Regions from separate parts of the Homo sapiens genome. Here region 1 is linked to region 2. Evidence: chromatin loops called from intact Hi-C (ENCODE). Cell type or tissue: thyroid gland. All regions are shown on one strand. Each heading gives the region's core, and the rest is flanking DNA. Links, peaks and the distances in the headings are about the cores only.

The links. Hi-C counts contacts between places; a loop is a spot of excess contacts. Peaks named below come from ENCODE experiments on the same cell type or tissue, not always from the same donor. Only the 100,000 strongest peaks of a DNase experiment are listed, where the experiment ranks them.
Region 1: it touches region 2 in a loop (2.7-fold over the local background); 11 of 110 quality-filtered maps call a loop at or near these places.

The regions. Positions count from the first base shown.
Region 1 is chr17:21,376,322-21,384,606 of GRCh38, reverse strand. KCNJ12 (potassium inwardly rectifying channel subfamily J member 12) reads right to left here and starts at 8,250. Exons shown (of 3, transcript NM_021012.5): 1 at 7,694-8,250. In thyroid gland, for the core only: no CTCF peak of the experiment used is centred there; DNase peaks (open chromatin) are centred at 3,286 and 5,066; H3K4me3 peaks cover 1,808 bases.
Region 2 is chr17:21,276,067-21,284,358 of GRCh38, reverse strand. No RefSeq gene overlaps it. Among named protein-coding and RNA genes, the nearest start is that of MAP2K3, 4.5 kb to the left of the region's middle. RefSeq lists a silencer at 1-189 and enhancers at 76-576, 4,273-4,352. In thyroid gland, for the core only: CTCF peaks have their summits at 4,183 (motif pointing left) and 5,517; DNase peaks (open chromatin) are centred at 4,158 and 5,568; H3K4me3 peaks cover 833 bases; H3K27ac peaks cover 1,327 bases.

The DNA of each region.
Region 1 (8,285 bases), core at 286-8,285, 100 kb before region 2:
CGCCTCCCCTCCGAGCTCCAGCGTGTCTACTCTGCCCTGAGTGGGAGCCAGGTTCACCCAGAGGTCCCAAAGCCCCAGGCTGCGACTCTGAAGCCCCCCAGACCCTCTGAGCTCTGGGGATGGAGGCAGGGGATCTGGATTATCCCAACTCCCAGAGGGATGTGACGAAGGAGGCACCCAGGCGAGGACTCGGTACCTCTCCTGGTACTTAAACCAAATCCTGCAATCCAGGATCTCTGTCTCAACGCAGCTAAAATGACAACGAAAAGAACCCATGACTCACGGACTTCGGTGGCTCTGTGCATTCAGATGCCACAAAGATCCTACAGTCCCAAGACTCAGCCCTCAATCCATGCCCAGGACGACAGGATGAGACCCCCTGGGTCCAGTGGGCACGGGCACCACACAGCAGTGCGCATAGTGCAGGGGACGCCATGACATGTATGCAATGGTCCCATACGAATTTAAAAAAAGGCAACTTAGATATTAGCACGTTTCTATGCCTCCATTTACTTATTCACGTCTGCATAAGCACTGAGAAACCCAGAAGCCTCTCTAATGATGGTCACCCCAAGGACAAGAAACTCTGGGGGTGGGGGAGGCAGGGGGTGAGGAGGAGAAATTCACTTTTCCCCTTACAACTGTTTATCACTTTACTGTGAGCACATAACACTCTTATAATTAAAAACTGTTATATTCAACAAAATATGACAATGCCCGTGATGGCTCATGTGTTTTTTGTCTATTTCATCCTGCCCCACCCACTGAGATGTCAGCCCCCCAGGGCAGGGGTCTTGTGCAGGCCACATCCCCAGCCACCTGCTGAGCTCAGGAATGAGGCCAAAATCCTGCATCCTCAAAGCTCACCACGCAAATACCTGACCTCTAGGACCTCTAGGATTCTCTGAGAAGGGAAAGGAGGGGATGGAAAGAAAGGGACATCCAGGGGACAGGCTGGGGGTGGCTTGTGATTGGGGATCCCCAGGGCCAAACAGGTGGCTGTGACCCCTGAGTTTGCCCCTCCCAGGCCCTATTTCCACAAGACCCAAGACTGTCAGAAGCCCCACTTTTGAGCATCCCCAACCTGCCCCAGATCCCAGCACCCCTGGAAGCCCCAGGTCTCCATCTGCCTCTGCCCTCCCTGTGATCATGCCAGGACCCGCCCCCTCCGGCCACGCCAAGCTCCCCTGGACCCTCTCTGGCCTCGGCGCCCCCCAGCCCTGAATGGAAGCCTGGCTTGGCCCGGAACCAGGAGCCCCGAGGCAGAGGGTCGGGGCGGGGTTGGCTCGGCTGCTGCCACACAGAACGCCAGCTGCTGGCAGCGATTTATTTTTGCTTTAAGTGCTGGAGAATTGCAGGCCTGGAGCCGCCAGCTCGGGCCCGGCTGCAGCTGGAGCAAGCGGGGCGGGCAGGGGCAAGGGCACACCTCCGGCCACCAGGCCACTCCATCCCCCTTGACCTCTCCTGCCCCCGGCCTTTCATCCTCTCTATCATACACATCTCAGTCTCCACATGCTCCCTTCTCCCCGGCCCCTCCCCTGCCAAGTCCCCAAAAGCTGCCTGGAAGCATCAGGGACAGAGGGTCTGTGGCCTCAAGGCTGCGCCCCAGCCTTCCTCCGGGAACTGTGTGACCTCCGGCTGTGGGGACCCTCTCTGGCCTCAGGCTGCCCGCTCCCACAGTGGAGGTGTCACGTCGCACCCTCCTGTACACCCTTGGGGTGGAGGCAGGGAGGGCTGAGAAGTATCCCTGCTGCCAGTCCTCATGTTACCTGGTTTCCTTTTCTGCCCCCACTCCCCAGGTGAGCCCCAGGAGACAATCTCCCATCCTGGCACACCTGGCTGCACACCTGGCCAACCGGGCACACCTGGCTGAGGCCCAGGACCAGAACCTATCTGCTCCCCACAAAAGGGGCCACCAGCCCTGTCTTTTCTGAGGCAACATGGACATCCAGGGGAGGAGGGACGGGCAGTGCTCAGGCAAGCAGAAAGCATGCCAGTCTCTATAGTTGCAGAGGTGATCACTGCTGGCCACTAAAGCCGCTGGAGTTGATCATTGCAAATCATAAACATTTTTAAACATTTTATAACGTGGGTGTCATGTTCCAAAAAAAAGACTGGAAAGGAGAGGTGAAATGCATTGACATGAAACTCAATGACCGTGGGGAGTCTGGAATGCTTAACTGGGCAAGAAACAGAGACACTGTCCCCTCCCTGCCAGCCCCATCCCCTCAGCCGCCCTCCAAACATGTATGCTGAAGGCAGGAGAAAGGATTCAGCCATCAGCTGAGATATGAGAGGCCCCACGCCCCAGGCCTCAGTTTGCTGGGATCTGCAATGGGAACGGCTTGTGATCCTCAGAAGGAATCAGATGGGGACATCCTGAGCTGAAGCAGGCCAAGTGCTAGAGGACACAACAGGGCTTGGAGCTTGAAGCAGTGAGGGTACAGATATAAAGCACTCCACCCAGAGTAGGGGCCTGAAGGAAGCCCCAACTCCCTCCCACTCAGCCAGACAGACAGATGGCAGGCCAAAGGCTCAGAGAAAAGGTCAGAATCCAGCTCTGTCCACCAACAAGCGCCACAGTTCTTGGACAGTGACCTCTCTGAGGCTCAGTTTTCTCATCTGCAGAATGGGCTGACAATGCTGGCTACCATTGCTACCAAGCACTCACTGCATGTCAGGCACCAGGCCTGGCTGAAGCAGCCCATTCACTCTCTGTGTTTACTGGGCGCCTGCCATCTCCTGCCTACCGCTTAGGCACTGGGGACACAGCTGTGGTAGAATAGGTCCAAAAAGAGGAGATCCTATTCCAAGGGAAAGATAGACAGTAAACAAGATCAGCAAATAAAATATATTGTGGCAGATAGCATTAAGTTCTACAGAGAAAAATAAAGCAGGAAAAGGAACATGGGGGAAAGGGAGGCTGCAGTGTCCCACAGGGGAATCAGGGGAGGTCCTGGAGAGAGGGTGGCATCTGGGCAAGACATGAAAGCGGTAAGGGAGGGGCCGTGCAGAGATCTGGGAAAGAACATTCCAGGCAGAGATAGCAGCATGTGCAAAGGCCCTGAGGTAGGAGTGGGCCTGATCTGTTGGAAGCACAGCAAGGCAAGCAGGAGCGTGGCCCCGGGGAGGGAGCAAGAGTCCTGGAAGTGAGGCCAGACTGTGCAGGGCCCTGAGGGTCCCAGGGAGGAGTGTGGTGGGAATCGACAGAGGGCCCTGACACCCAGAGTGCACCAGGCACATAGAAAGTGCTCAAGGAACAATGGCCCAGAGTGGCTCTGGTAGAAGCCTCCACTCCATAAGCTTTATTGTTTGTTCCCTGGCCCCTCTCCAAGCCTGAGTCCTTCAAAGAGGCCTGGGCTGCAGGTGAGGGCAGGAGAGGGAGGCTTTGGCTGCCCAAGCAGGAGGGAGGGCTCAGTCCAGGTGGGCAGGGGGAGTCAGGCAGGATCCAGGAGGCTGTGCCCACTGACCCTAGGACAGCATTAATGCACAGCCAAGGCGGAACTGCTCCCTGGGGCAGCTGAGAAAGGGGTTCCCACTCCTATCTGGCCAAGCAAATGGAACCATGTCCAATGATGCATGGCTGAAGGCTAATTAGAGGGCTGGGCGGGGGTCCCCAAGGTCTCCACAGCCTCATGCTGCCACTTCAGCAGCCAGGCAGGAAGGAGTGAGCTGTGGAGCACCAGTGGTGGTGATTGGGGTTAGGGGACACTGAGGACACACCAGGAAACAGGAGGCCTGCACTGGGGCCCACTGCCATCTGGGGCCCACTGCCATCTGGGGCCCACTGCCATCTGGGGCCCACTGCCATCTGGGGCCCACTGCTACAGCAACTCGCTGCCCTGCCCTGGGCCTGCTTCCCTACATGTCCAAGGGAAGGTTGGATGGGGAAATGACGAGTTCCCCAGGCTCTGGCTCCACAAATGCTCACACCCCCTCCTTCCCAGATCCCCCTCTCCACACGTCCATTTCTACTGAGACCAGCCCCTCCCCACCCCCAACTCCCAGAGGCACGCTCCAAGTCTCACATTCCTACTGCCCCATCCTGAGCACTCTCCGGAGCCAGTCCCACTTCACAGATGATGAACTGAGGCCAGGAAGAGTGACCCCATCTTGGTGGCAACATCTGCCTCTCTTGCCCCCCTGAGTCTGTCCAAGAGTCTCCTCTGAGATAGTGAGATCCCTGAGGGCAGGGGCTGGGTCTCCCCGTATGCAATGCCCATTGATTAAGCACTTCTGTATGGCTACCCAGCACAGGGGCCACAGCTAGGCAACAGGGCCTGGGGTCTCCAGCCCCAGAACTCAGCCCCCACAGCTCTCACCAGCACAGCAAGGCCTCTGTGGCTGGAAGAAGCAGTCCAGACATGGAATCATCGAGCATTTACTGGGCACCTACTCTGTGCCAGGGCTTAACTAGGTCCTAGGAATACAGCTCCCGGGAGCTGGGATGGCATGCAGGCCTCAGGCCCTGTGTGGGACCTGCCTGGTGGTAAGGCAGGGAGAAAGCTAGCCTGGCAGTCAAATGCCCCTGAGGGGTGTGTCTGTGGAATGGGGGAAGGTGCAGTTCTGTCCCTGGGAAAGCACCAGGGCTCTGGGTCTGAGCCCCACAGGCTGGTGCCTCCAGTGCCTCCCTGGGCCTCCAATCCCTGTCTGCACAATAGAGCTAATGCCACCCTCTGCACTGGCAGGCCATTAGGAAATTAAGTCAGCTGACCCAGGGCTGGGTCCTTGGCCAGTGCCCAGCGGGGGCTCTGGTCCTGCCCCGAGCCCAGCACCTCAGAAAACCCACCTGCCTCTGCCAGGCCCCCCCCCACCCCCAACCCCATGGTGCCTCTGAAGCTCTGGCCAACCTGCACACGGCCCAGTTTCAGGCCAGCTCTCTTTCATCTTCAGCCTTTCCCTGCTGCCGTGTCCCCATCACGCTGCCAGTTCCCGGCACAGCCATCCCGTGGGGCTGAGCCCCCACCCACCGCACCTTCCATGTGGCCAGCCAAGCCTCCACCCCTCCTGCTGCCCGCAAGCTGCCCCCTCCCTGACTCTCCTCCACGCTAGCCGGTGGCAGGGCTCCAAGGGCAGGCCCGGGGAGGGGCAGGTGTACCCATGTGTCGCTCACAGTAAAGCCCTGGCCAGGGCCCAGCCACAGGCACCAGCTGCACCTGTTGGAGGAAGGGCCCAGCCCAGAGCTGGGCCTGGGAGCAGGGGGGGTGAGGGTGGCCACTGGGTGGGCACCGTGTGTACCAGTAGCCTTCTGCCTGGGGACCTGGCGAGGGCCACAGAGGTTGATGACAGTAATGATGCACTCACTTCCGCCCCAGCCATATGCCAAGGCCTCCGGGTGCCACGCTTGGTACTGCCAACTGTGGCCCAGGGTACCGGAGGCCTGGCTAGGCAGAGAAAACTGCCCATAGGCAGAACCGGCCCCAGTGCTGCAGAGCTGCAGGTGCTGCTGCTGCTGTTACTCCTGTTATCACTGCTGTCATTATTATTTTGCTGTTGCAGGGCCACTCAGTGTTACTTTGTCCTGCTTCAAGGAGACCCAGGGATGGGGACACCATGGCCCTGGGGCAGGAAGGCTGGTGGGGTAAGCGCCTGGCCTGGAAAGAGCTAGGTGAAGGCATCTGTCCAAACCCAACCCACTGCATGGTTTTAGGCAATACCCCTCCACCACTTCCCAGGCACCTCTTCCTTCCAGCACAGTTGAGGCACATTCCTGGAGGGGTCCCCTCCGGGGCAGCCTGGAAACCTTATGGGGTTTTGACGGGGTAGCTGCAGGGGGAGTGTCCAGAGATGGACTGACAGCTCAGGTCCTGCCCCTCCCAGAGAAGGCTCCACCCCCTTCAGTGCTGGGGATGAGGGGTGTCAGCCATGCCCTCCCCTGGGAGGGGAAAAAGGAGGTGATAGAGGACTTGGAGCCCCTACCTGCCAGCTCTGGGTCAACAGCCAGCATTTACAGACTGCCTACTGTATGCCTACAGCGGCCCTCCAGTGGAGAAGAGGGGTGTCCCTGTGGCCCAGCACACTGGAGCCACCCTCCTCGTCTCCAGGGTGCTCGAGTGAGTGCCCTCCGCCCTCACTCCCTGCTCTCTCTCAGGCGGCTTGGCCCCACCAAATGGCAGGCCCCCAGGGTCCCCCTCCTAGAGCTGCCAACCTCGGGTCCCCTGTCTGGTTGGAGGTGCCACCAGAGAACTGAGGGGCAGACTTCGCTGTGAAGTCTTTTGTTGGGGGGGGCGGTCCCAGCAGACACTGAGGGGCTCTTCTCAGAATACAGAAGGGAGTACCCCTCAAAAAGAGCGAAAGCCTCTGGTGGCGCCCAGGGCTGAGATGGACCTCCCCTCTCTGACCCTCGCCCGCCACAGGGCGGCGGTCCAGGGCGGAGCTGCGCGAGGAGGGGCCGCGGAGGTGCAGCGCAGCGCGAGGGAGGCTGGGGTCCAGCCGCGCGGCCAGGGACCGGCTCTCCTTTGGCATCTCAGAGGGGGCGAAGGCTAGGCCCAAGGCTAACGCCTTCCGGGTTCGCACCTTCCAAAGGCGGCTGCCGATTTCAGTGGCGTGTGGGCGCCTCGGCGCTCTCGGAGACGGAGCCTGTGAACCTGGGTTTGGGGCGCAGATGTGGGAGCCAGGAGGTCCCCAGCGCTTTATTGCAGGGCTCGAACCTGGGTATAGGGGAGCAAAAAAGAAACTAGAAATGGCCACAGGCAGCGCGGTACTCTAAGATGGGAACGCCCCCTGGGAAATGGGGAGGGGGAGGTCCCAGGTGCGGGCGAGTCCAGGCTGTGAGGAGGCAGGAAAACCTCCCAGAACAAGACCGTCCCCAAAGAAACACTTTGACCCCCATTCTGATCACAGGTTTTAAAATATTCACATGACATGGGCACGCTGGATCAAAACCGAGGCACAGACACTCGCTTGGGCCTCAACTCCCATCTGAACCCCCCAAGGAGCGCCCCACCCCAGCTGTCTCTGCCCATGAGCCCCTGATTCCCGCCCCGCTCCCCCAGGGCACCCGGAGAGGCCGTGCGCGCGCAGGGTGGACCCTGGCCCTGAAACCCTGGGAGCTTCTCAGCCAGCGGCCATCCCCTCGGAGATCAAGGCCGACTTCTAAAAGCAAAAGGGAGCCTCTGGACTTGGCTGACTTGCTGGCATGGAATCATTTCCAGAATATTTTTACTCCATTACAGCACGGGAGGTGAGAAAGAGACACGACTCCAAGAACCCGCAGGTCTCTGACGGGAGGCATTCTCGGGGCGGCTCATATAGCCCGGGCGCCCACCTCCGAACCCCACCTCGATCGCGGGGTCTCCGGGAAGGTCACGCGTAGGACCCGTGCCGCGCGCCAGAGTGCTTCCGCACGCTCCCTCCCGAGCCCCCTAGTGCAAACCAGTCAGAGGGGGGCCGAGGGCTCCTCAAAGTTTCCCGGAGCGCCCCCCAGGACGAAGGTTAGCCAGGAGCAAAGTTCCTTGTGGTGGTAGCCGGAGACATGGCAGGAAAAGAAAAGCTCGCAGTCAGCATTTCCTCCGATGTCTCACCAAGGGAGGGAAAAAAATAAAACGAGAGGAAGAAAACACCCTCCCGCTCCACCTTCCCTGTTGCTGCACAACCTCGTGCTAGCTCCGGGCCGGGCTAGTGGCGAGGCGCGGCCTGCGGGGAACTGGGGCCGGGCCCGGGAGGGACCATGCGCCCGCGGCCGCGCACTTACCTCGGTCAGTGGCCCGGGCGCGGCGCGCTCGGCGTCCTCCAAGCTCCGGGCGGCCGTTCCTGGCCCCGGCAGCTGCCGCGCTGGCTGCATCGCCGCCGCTGCCGCCACCGCCTCAGGGCAGCTCCCGGGGGCGCTCCATGCCGAGGGGCGCGTCTTCTCTGCAAAGCGGATCGCCCTGGTCCAGCCACGGGTCGGGGGCGCGCGCCTGGACGGCGCCCCCGGCCGCTGGGCGCTCGCTTGGGCCGGGGCGGCTGGCGTCGGTCCCTCGGTCCGGCTGTGAGCACGGCCGGCCCACCCCCTCCCCCGCCGGCTGTTATCTGATCTCGGGCAGGGCCCGGCGCGCTCCCCTACGCCCCGGCGCCCCGCACCTCCTCGCAGGCTCTGACCGCGCCAGTCCCCCTCCCCCGGCTACTGTTCCCAGGGAGGCGGCAGCAGTGGCGGTGTGGCCGGGAGAAGACGGGGAGCGAGGAATGGAGGGCGAGGAGGCGGCGGGAGGCAGAGGCTCGGCGCGCACCCAGCTCCGCGCCTCGCTCCACCGGAGCTCAGCTCGGCAACTCCTCTAACTCTCCGCGGAGAGCACGCCCGCCCCGCG
Region 2 (8,292 bases), core at 1-8,000:
AGCCCCGGCGGGTGCGATGCGCGGGCGCGTTCTCCTGGGTGCGTCGTCTGGAAAAAACCCGAGATCCCTAAAGGTGGCACGGCTGGGCCTGCCGAAGTGGGCGGGGGTTAAAAGTGCGCTGCTGGGCTGCCTCCTGGCTCTCTGAACCTGCAGCTGCCTCACCCTAGCAAGCTCCCTAGTGTCTCTGGGCCTCAGTTTCCTTTTCTGTAAATTGGACCCGGGTTCGGATCCGAGTCGGCAGCTTTGTAGCGGAACTAGCCTTGGTCAGGTGGTGACACCTGAGCCTCAGTCTACGCATCTGTGAGCGGGCGGCGGTGACAGCTATCTCCCGGCGCTGCTCGCTAACACGCACTGAGGGCCTGGCGCCAGCAAACGTCGCCCGCGCCCGCGCTCCAGGCGCCCGGCCAGGGCGCGGGGTCGGTGGTGAGCTCAGCGATGCCCGGTGACGAGGCAGCACGAGGAGTTTTCGTGGCTGGTTACTGCTGCCCCTGTTCTACACAGGGGGAAACCGTGTCTCAGAGGGAGTGAGGCGGCATGCGGTGCATTTTATCCCGCGAGCCCCGAGGCCCCATCCTGGCTCTCTCCTGGACCTTCGTTCTCTCCTCTCCTCCTAGGATCTCAGTCTGCCCATCTGCATAATGGCTGGATGGGCCAGTCCTCCCTCTGCTCCCACACGGAACCTCGGGGGATTTCAGGAACCGCTGACCAATCTGGCGCTGGGAACAGATGACTCTGGATGTAAAGCCAGGGCTAGTGAAGGCAGAATGTACCAGGCAAAGGTCAAGGGGTCAGCCCCTGGCCTCCAGGCAGACATGTGTACCCTGTCAGGGACCTCACGTGAGGGAAGCAGATTCCACCACCTGCTAGAAAGGCTTGAGGCCGGGCCTGACCTCTGCTTGCCCAGGTGTAAAGTGGGGGTGATGCAGGGCCCCATGCACAGAGTGGGGAGCCACAGGAGATAAGAGGGAAGCCTTGCAGCCATCACCATTCTCTTCCTGCGTCTCCTGTTCACCCTTCCCAGGCAGTGGGATGGAAAATCATGAGTCTGGGGCTCAGATAGGTATGGGTTCCAATACCAATTCCTCCACTTACTAGCTGGATGACCTTAAAGAAGTCACTGAGCAGCTCTGTGCCTCAGTTTACCTATCCCATGGGGACAATAAGGTCTCTGAAAGCGTTTCATGAGTTCAGGAGTGGAAACACCTGGCCTAGGGCTTGGCACTCACTAGGTGCCCAGGAAATGTGAGTTTGAAAACACTGTGGGCTGCCTCCATCCTTGCCATATCATCCCTGGTGACCTGTGCTTATCCGTCTGTAAAATGGGCATCCAGGAGCAGCTTCCTTTCTACCAGAACTGCAAGGCTAGTCCAGCGAGTTTTCTGGGTTCAGGCACTGGCCAACAGCCTTGACTTCTGCACAAGGCCACACTCCGCCTTGTGCACTCTGCTTCTTGGGATGTTCAAGAGTCTCAGTATTGCCCCTCAAATGTGCCAGGGATGGTCCTGCCGCAGCAGCTTCACCCTTGCTGCTCCTGCCCAGAACATTCTTCCACTCAAGCCTCCTGGGGCTGGTTCCCTCTCATCCCTCAGACCGCTTCCTAAATGAACACCCCTAAGAGGCCTTCTCATCATGGTCCCCAGACTGAGGCACAACACTTATGCTGCTGATGTCTTTGTTACTGACTCAGTTTTTAACACAGCTCTCCCTCCAGACCATCCGAGCCTCATTCCCTGCTGTGTTCCCAATGCATAGCCCAGAACCAGGCACATAGTAGGTGCCTGATAAATATTTGAGGAATGAAAAAAGGAAGGAGGAAAGCATCCACAGACCAGGGTGAAGCGACTCCAGTCCCGTGCCAACCTCCTTGGCGGCCAGATGACTCAGACAGGCCCTCGCATACAAGGAGTTTGGGGATTAGTCAGGAGCCCGATAAACAGCTCAGGAATCACAAAACTCCATGTGAGTGCTATAAATAGATGCATGAGCAAAAGTCCCAGGAGGGTGCCTGGGTGATGCAGCCATCTCCATCTGGGTGGGGACAAGGAAGGCCTCTCAGAGGAGGTGATTTTGAGACTGGACTTTTAAGGACCAGTAGGAGCTTACCAGGCAGAGAAGCAAGAAGAGCATCCCTGGAAAGGAACAGCAGAGGCAATGGGTTGGAGATGTAAAAAGGGCCACACATGAGGACCAGGTGAGGGCCAGACTGGGATGCACAGCTGCACCACTGGAGCTCAAGAAGTACCATCAAGAACCATCAGAGACAAAGGTCTCTTGCTGGCTTGCTATAGTGACATCTCTTGATTTCTTTCTGTCTGTAAGTGGCACAGTCAGATTGGGGAACTCCATGACCATGCAGAAAGCAGAATAAATGTTTGACATGGGTCACAAGAGGCTGCCTCTTACCTTGATTCCTAGGAGAAAAGTCCCAAACCTGCTCTCTGTGGATGCAGGAAACTGAGTCTCTGGATGGGAAGGATTGTGGCCAAAGTCAGGATGCAAGCATGATCTGAGGTGGGCAGGACCTGGGGTGACAGAAGGCTGTAAAGAGAGGCTGACTCAATAGCATTAACTATAAGTTTTGTGCTTCCAAATCACTTTTTGGTTTTTAAGAATTTCTTGATACTATTGTAGCCTGCCTTCGATTTTGATCCTTTATTCTTTCTATTTGTCAGGTGCACAAGATTACCTTCCTTTTTTAGCCTTCTGTCTTGTCACCAACCATTCCTACTTGGTGGCCATGTACTTGGAAAAAGGCCGCATGATCTTTCTGGCTCCAATCAATGTCTAAGGCACCCTGCTTCCTTTGCTTGCATCCCACAGACTATTTCCCTCATCCTATTTACTACAGCAAATCTCTCCTTAGTCGATGAGATTGTGTTTATCTCCCTTTAAAACCCTACCTATCCTGAATGGTCTGTCATTGTCTGCCTTTAAAATCCTTCCTCTTTCTTCTTCCTCTATTCTTTAAATAATGATGGGGCTAAGTTATACCCAAAGCATCACTTTACAAAATATTTCCTCGGTACTTTGCAGAAAACACCAAACAAAAATGCCATTTTAAAAGAGGTGTATTTTTTCTTTTAAAATGTAAGCTCCTCAAGGGCAGGGAAATGTTTTCTGTATGTTCTATTGTGCCTAGTACACTGTAAATGCTCAATAAATACTGATGATGGGGGAAAAAAAAGAGAGAGGCTGACCCAAACCCAGGATGTGGGCAGCTCCTTCATTCATTCAACAGATATTCATTGAGCACTTACTGTGTGACTGGCACTGAGAACACAACATTGAACAAGATGGACACAACTCCCTGGGGAGGTATGACCTGGTGTGTGAGCCAGACAAGCAAAATGCCTAAGTCAAATTATGTCAGGCCAGGCATGGTGGCTCACACTTATAGTCCCAGCAGTTTGGGAGGCCGAGGCAGGTGGATCGTTTGAGCCCAGCAGTTTGAGACCAGCCTGGGCAACATGGCAAAACCTCGTCTCTACAAAAAAAAAAAAAAAAAAAAGTTGGCTGGGTATGGTGGCATGCTGCTCAGGAGGCTGAGGTGGGAGGATCACTTGAACCCAGGAGGTCAAGGCTGCAGTGAGCCAAGGTTATACCACTGCACTCCAGCCTGGCGGGCAACAAGACCCTGTCTCAAAAAACAAAAAATTATTACAAATGCTATGGGGGAAAGTAGGGGAGGGGACAGGGTGTGTGTCTGGACATGGGGGCTATAATTTTAAGGAGGGAGGTCAGGAAAAGCCTCCCTGGAAGGTGCCACATAAACAGAGACCAAAGGACTTAACGGAAGGACCCACAAAGAGATCCGGGGGAAAAGCATTCCAGGCAGAGGGAACAGTTGTGCAAGGGCCCTGAGGTGGATGGCTTGTAGGCGAGTAACAAGGAGACCGATGTGGCTGGGTGGTGGGAGCTGAGGAGTCCCTGTTCTCACCTATATACACCCCCTTGGACGTACTCACTCCCACGTGCCCCTTCACACCTGTGCAAGTCCACACACCCCAAATACACATGCACACACACATGACACAAGGGGGTGCACAAGTGTGTACGTTCATGTGGAGGGACCACATGGTCACGTCCACAGACACAACCCACAGGCACAGCGGTGCACATGGTCTATGCATAGCCTTGCCACCAGCTGGGGCCTCCACTGCTTGCTGCCCCACAGCGCCCTCTGGTGACCAGGGCCCGGCAGTGCTCTAGAGTGCCCAGGAGCACAGGATCCACTGCCCTCACTGCTTTGACGGCCATCCAGCCTCCTCTTCTCTGTGCTGCCTGCCCCCAGGCCTTCCACACTGCAGCCAGAGCCTTCCCAAACACGGCTGGCCAAGTTCTAAGTCCTGCCCTGGCTCCCTAGGCGGGCAACTTCCAACACTCCAACCCCTGGTGACTTCTCCAGACATCCCCCAGTCCAGCCACTCTGAATTCAAGCTTTCCTCTTTGAACCTTTCTTTGCAAAGGCTGTTCCCTTAGCCAGGAATGCCCTTCCCTACCTTCCGACCTGACACATTCCCTCCGCTCCTTCGAGGCCCAATTCTGAAGGTGGGACAGGAGGCCCTGCCTGACACTGCTCTGCCCAGTGCCCCTGCCCCAGCCCCTCTCACCATGGCTCACCCGCCCTGTCAGTGGCTGCGCCCCTGTCTGCCTCTCCCATACGACTCCTGCTGCTTGAAAGCAGGGCCTGTGACTGGTTCTCCCCAGAACAGCATCAGGCCATGCTGGTGATGGTGGAAAAGTGAAAACTTGAGAAGCTTGGAGGCAGCAATATGTGGTTCCTGAGCATCTTTTACTCAGGGGCCGGTTCTGAAGTCGAAATATAGAGAAGGAAACCTCAACGGAGGCTCACCTGCTTTCTTTAAATCATCATCACTCTCAAATATCAAAAGATGAATTCACACAAGTGACTGGCTCCACTAGCAAAACAGCAAGTCCTATTTTTACAGCTCCTACTATGTGCTAGTCCCTCCAAGCACAGCATCTTATGGACTCACTGTGATGCAAGCTGCACGGGGGCAATGCCTTTGCTTTGGTCACTGCAGTGTCTCCGGCACACAGTAGGTGCTCAGTGAATACTTGCGGAGTGGAGGAAAGTTTTCAATGTCCCAACGAGGTGTCTAGTATTATCATCATCTCCACTAAAGAGATGAGAAAATCGAGGCTCAGAGAGGTGCCCAGAAGCATCCAATACCGCTGGTAATGGCAGAGCTATTGTTTGAAATCTGTTCTGTCAGATGGAGATAGTTTTCCCTGCCTTTTCCTGCCCACACTTCCACTAAAGTGTTTTGCAACACCCTGCTTCCGAGCAAAACAAACTCCCCTTGAGCTCCCTTCACTGCTTTCTGGAAAGCCACCAGCTCTGCTTCTAACAGAGCAGTTGAGTCTGGCCTGCCCGGTTCCCTGCAGGGTTGCACGAACAACCCTGTGGCTGTCCCCAACACCAGTCCAGGGGTCCAAGGAGCCTCAGCATGGTGTCTCCCTGCCCAGGGTTCTCAAACTTAGCACTTCCTGCCCAGCAGGCAGGAGGCAGTCAAGGGGACAACACTTACTGGCACCTGTTGCATGCCAGGCCTCGTGACTTGACACACATCCCAGGGAAGTGGGTGTGGTTAGACTTTCATCTTACAGATGAAGAAACAGAAGCCCAAGGCTTCAAGCGCTTGCCCAGGTTCCACCACCAGGAAGGATGACACCAGATTTTTAACCCAGACCATCACTGTAACAGCCTACTGTGTGTCAGCCTTTTTAGTTCAATCCTGTGCTTCATTATCTAGATGCCAAGACCACAGGGCTGTTCTTATTGCCCCATGATGGGTGAGAAGTACTGCAGACACAGAGATGAAGCAACTTGCCCGTGAGATCACACAACCAGGGAGAAGAGAGGCAAAAGCGTCCCAATGGGGCTGACTCCACAACACGGGTGCATCCAGCATATCTGCCTTCAAAGTGCTGTTTTCTAATCTAGGCCAGGAAGTAGCCAAGTAACCGTGAACCAATGAGTTGTCTCAGCCAGGCCTTGGAGGTCACCCTGTCCGTTCCCATCAATGCTTCTGTCCCTTTTCGGCCATCCAAGCCTGGGCTTATGTCCCTCCCACGATGAGTGTCTCACCCTTTCATGGCAGGGTCTTTCGTTCCCAGTAAGCTTGGACCATTATCAGCTTTTTTTTTTTTTTTTTTTTTTTTTTTGAGACGGAGTCTCACTCTGTCACCTAGGCTGGAGTGCAGTGGCGCAATCTCAGCTCACTGCAACCTCCGCCTCCTGGGTTTAAGCGATCCTCCTGCCTCAGCCTCCTGAGTAGCTGGGATTACAGGCGCACACCACCACACCCGGCTAATTTTTGTGTTTTTAGTAGAGACACGGTTTCACCATGTTGGTCAGGCTGGTCTCGAACTCCTGACCTCGTGAGCTGCCCACCTTGGCCTCCCAAAGTGCTGGGATTATAGGCGTGAGCCACCGCGCCTGGCTACCACTATCAGCATTTTCTTAAGCAATCCTGAAGTTGTGTCACGCTCAAACCCATCCATTCGTTCCATATGCTTCCTGAGCATCTGGTTTTGCCTGACATTATGGGAGGCACTGAGGATACAGTGAAAACCAAGACAGAAAGGTCCCTGCCTTCATGGGGCAGTGAAGACCTCCTGCCTTTATGGGGCAAGCCTTCTAGAGGAGCTTGAGAAATAAGGCAAATTCAGCATGGATGAACATAAATCTATAAAATAATTTCGAAAAGCCGTAAGGGCTATGAACCAAAGTAGAGCTGAGTGATGTAGCAGAGAAGCACTGGGTAGTCAGGGAGACCTTCCTGGAGGAGGTGTCTTCTCTGCTCAGGCCTGGGTGACAAGAAAGAGCCATGTGAAACTGGGGATAAGGGCTGGCTTAAAATAGGCTGTGGCACATAGTAGATGCTCAGAGTGAGAGGGACTTCTAGCTAACATGGAACTAACAGGGATATTTTTCTCTTTTCCCTCTCCAAACCCCACTAAGATGACAATATAAGGAAAAATGTTTAAGTCGCAAACTTATAAAGAAAGTCAATGACAAAGAAAGTCAATGGCAAGGACAAAAAGTCTACAGAACTTTTCCTTTGGAGACAGGGTCTCTCTCTGGCACCCAGGCTGGATTGCAGTGGCGTAATCTTTGCTCACTGCAGCCTCAACCTCCTGGACTCAAGTGATCCTCCCGCTTCAAGCTCCAGAGTAGCTGGGCCCACAGGCGTGCGCCACCACACCCCACTAATTTTAAATTCTTCTGTAGAGACAGGGTCTTGCCACGTTGCCCAGGCTGGTCTTGAATTCCTGGACTCAAGCGATCTTCCTGATTCAGCCTCCCAAAGTGCTGGGATTACAGAAGCGAGCCACCGCATCCAGCCTACAGAATTTTCGAAGCTGGAAAATTAATAGTAATCACCTAGGCAGAGTGGAGGAAGCTGCAACCAAATTCTGCATGTCGAGGGAACCATTCAAGGCCAGAGGCCCCCCAGATACATAGCCTGGGAGTCACAAGGTCCCTCTGGAAGTGGGGGGGCAGGTGGGGACAGAAACAAGATGAGTTCAGAGCTTGTAAAAACAGCACTTGTGCCTTCCAGCTTCCCAGAACCGAAGGTCATGTCTCCAGATTTGAAAGGATCCACTGAGTGTCCAGCTTGATGCAAGAAGAAAACAGGCTATTATGAATTCCCAGGAAAACAAACAACACAAAATGGAAAATGTTGTCACAATGTACTGCACAGCTCAGCTGGGAACAATATTTACATAACCATAATACTGTAAACACCAAATACTGATGCATCCCAAAACTGATGAAATGAGTCTTGGAGCTCACAGGAGGTGAAGCACAGGGTTCATACCTAAGAGAACCAAATCCTCACTGAGTGTCCATGGTAGAGAGCCGGCGGATACTGCCTAAAATAGCAAATAAATAAAAGAATCGCAGTGTAGCATGAGACTGAGAAATAAGGAGGGAAGAGCTCAAAGGGCCGAAGAGGTGCTGCTGCCGTGTCGCGGCGAAGAGGTGCTGCTGCCGTGTCGCGGCGGGACTGGGTCTGTTGGGGGGCCACGACCCGGGCTGCACTGGCGATGCGCATCCTGCGGGTGGGGGTGGCGGGTGGGGCAGACCGCTTCGCCGTCGCCACCTTGAGCCCTGCAGACCCGGGCTCCCACCGCTCCCTGCGCCACTGCCTTCCTACAGACCAAAGGTGGCTGCAGGGAACTGGAAAGGCCCACGTGTCCCCAGCACACAAGACCGAAGGAGCAGAGAAGCAGAGGAGCGCAGGGACACAGAGTGAGCAG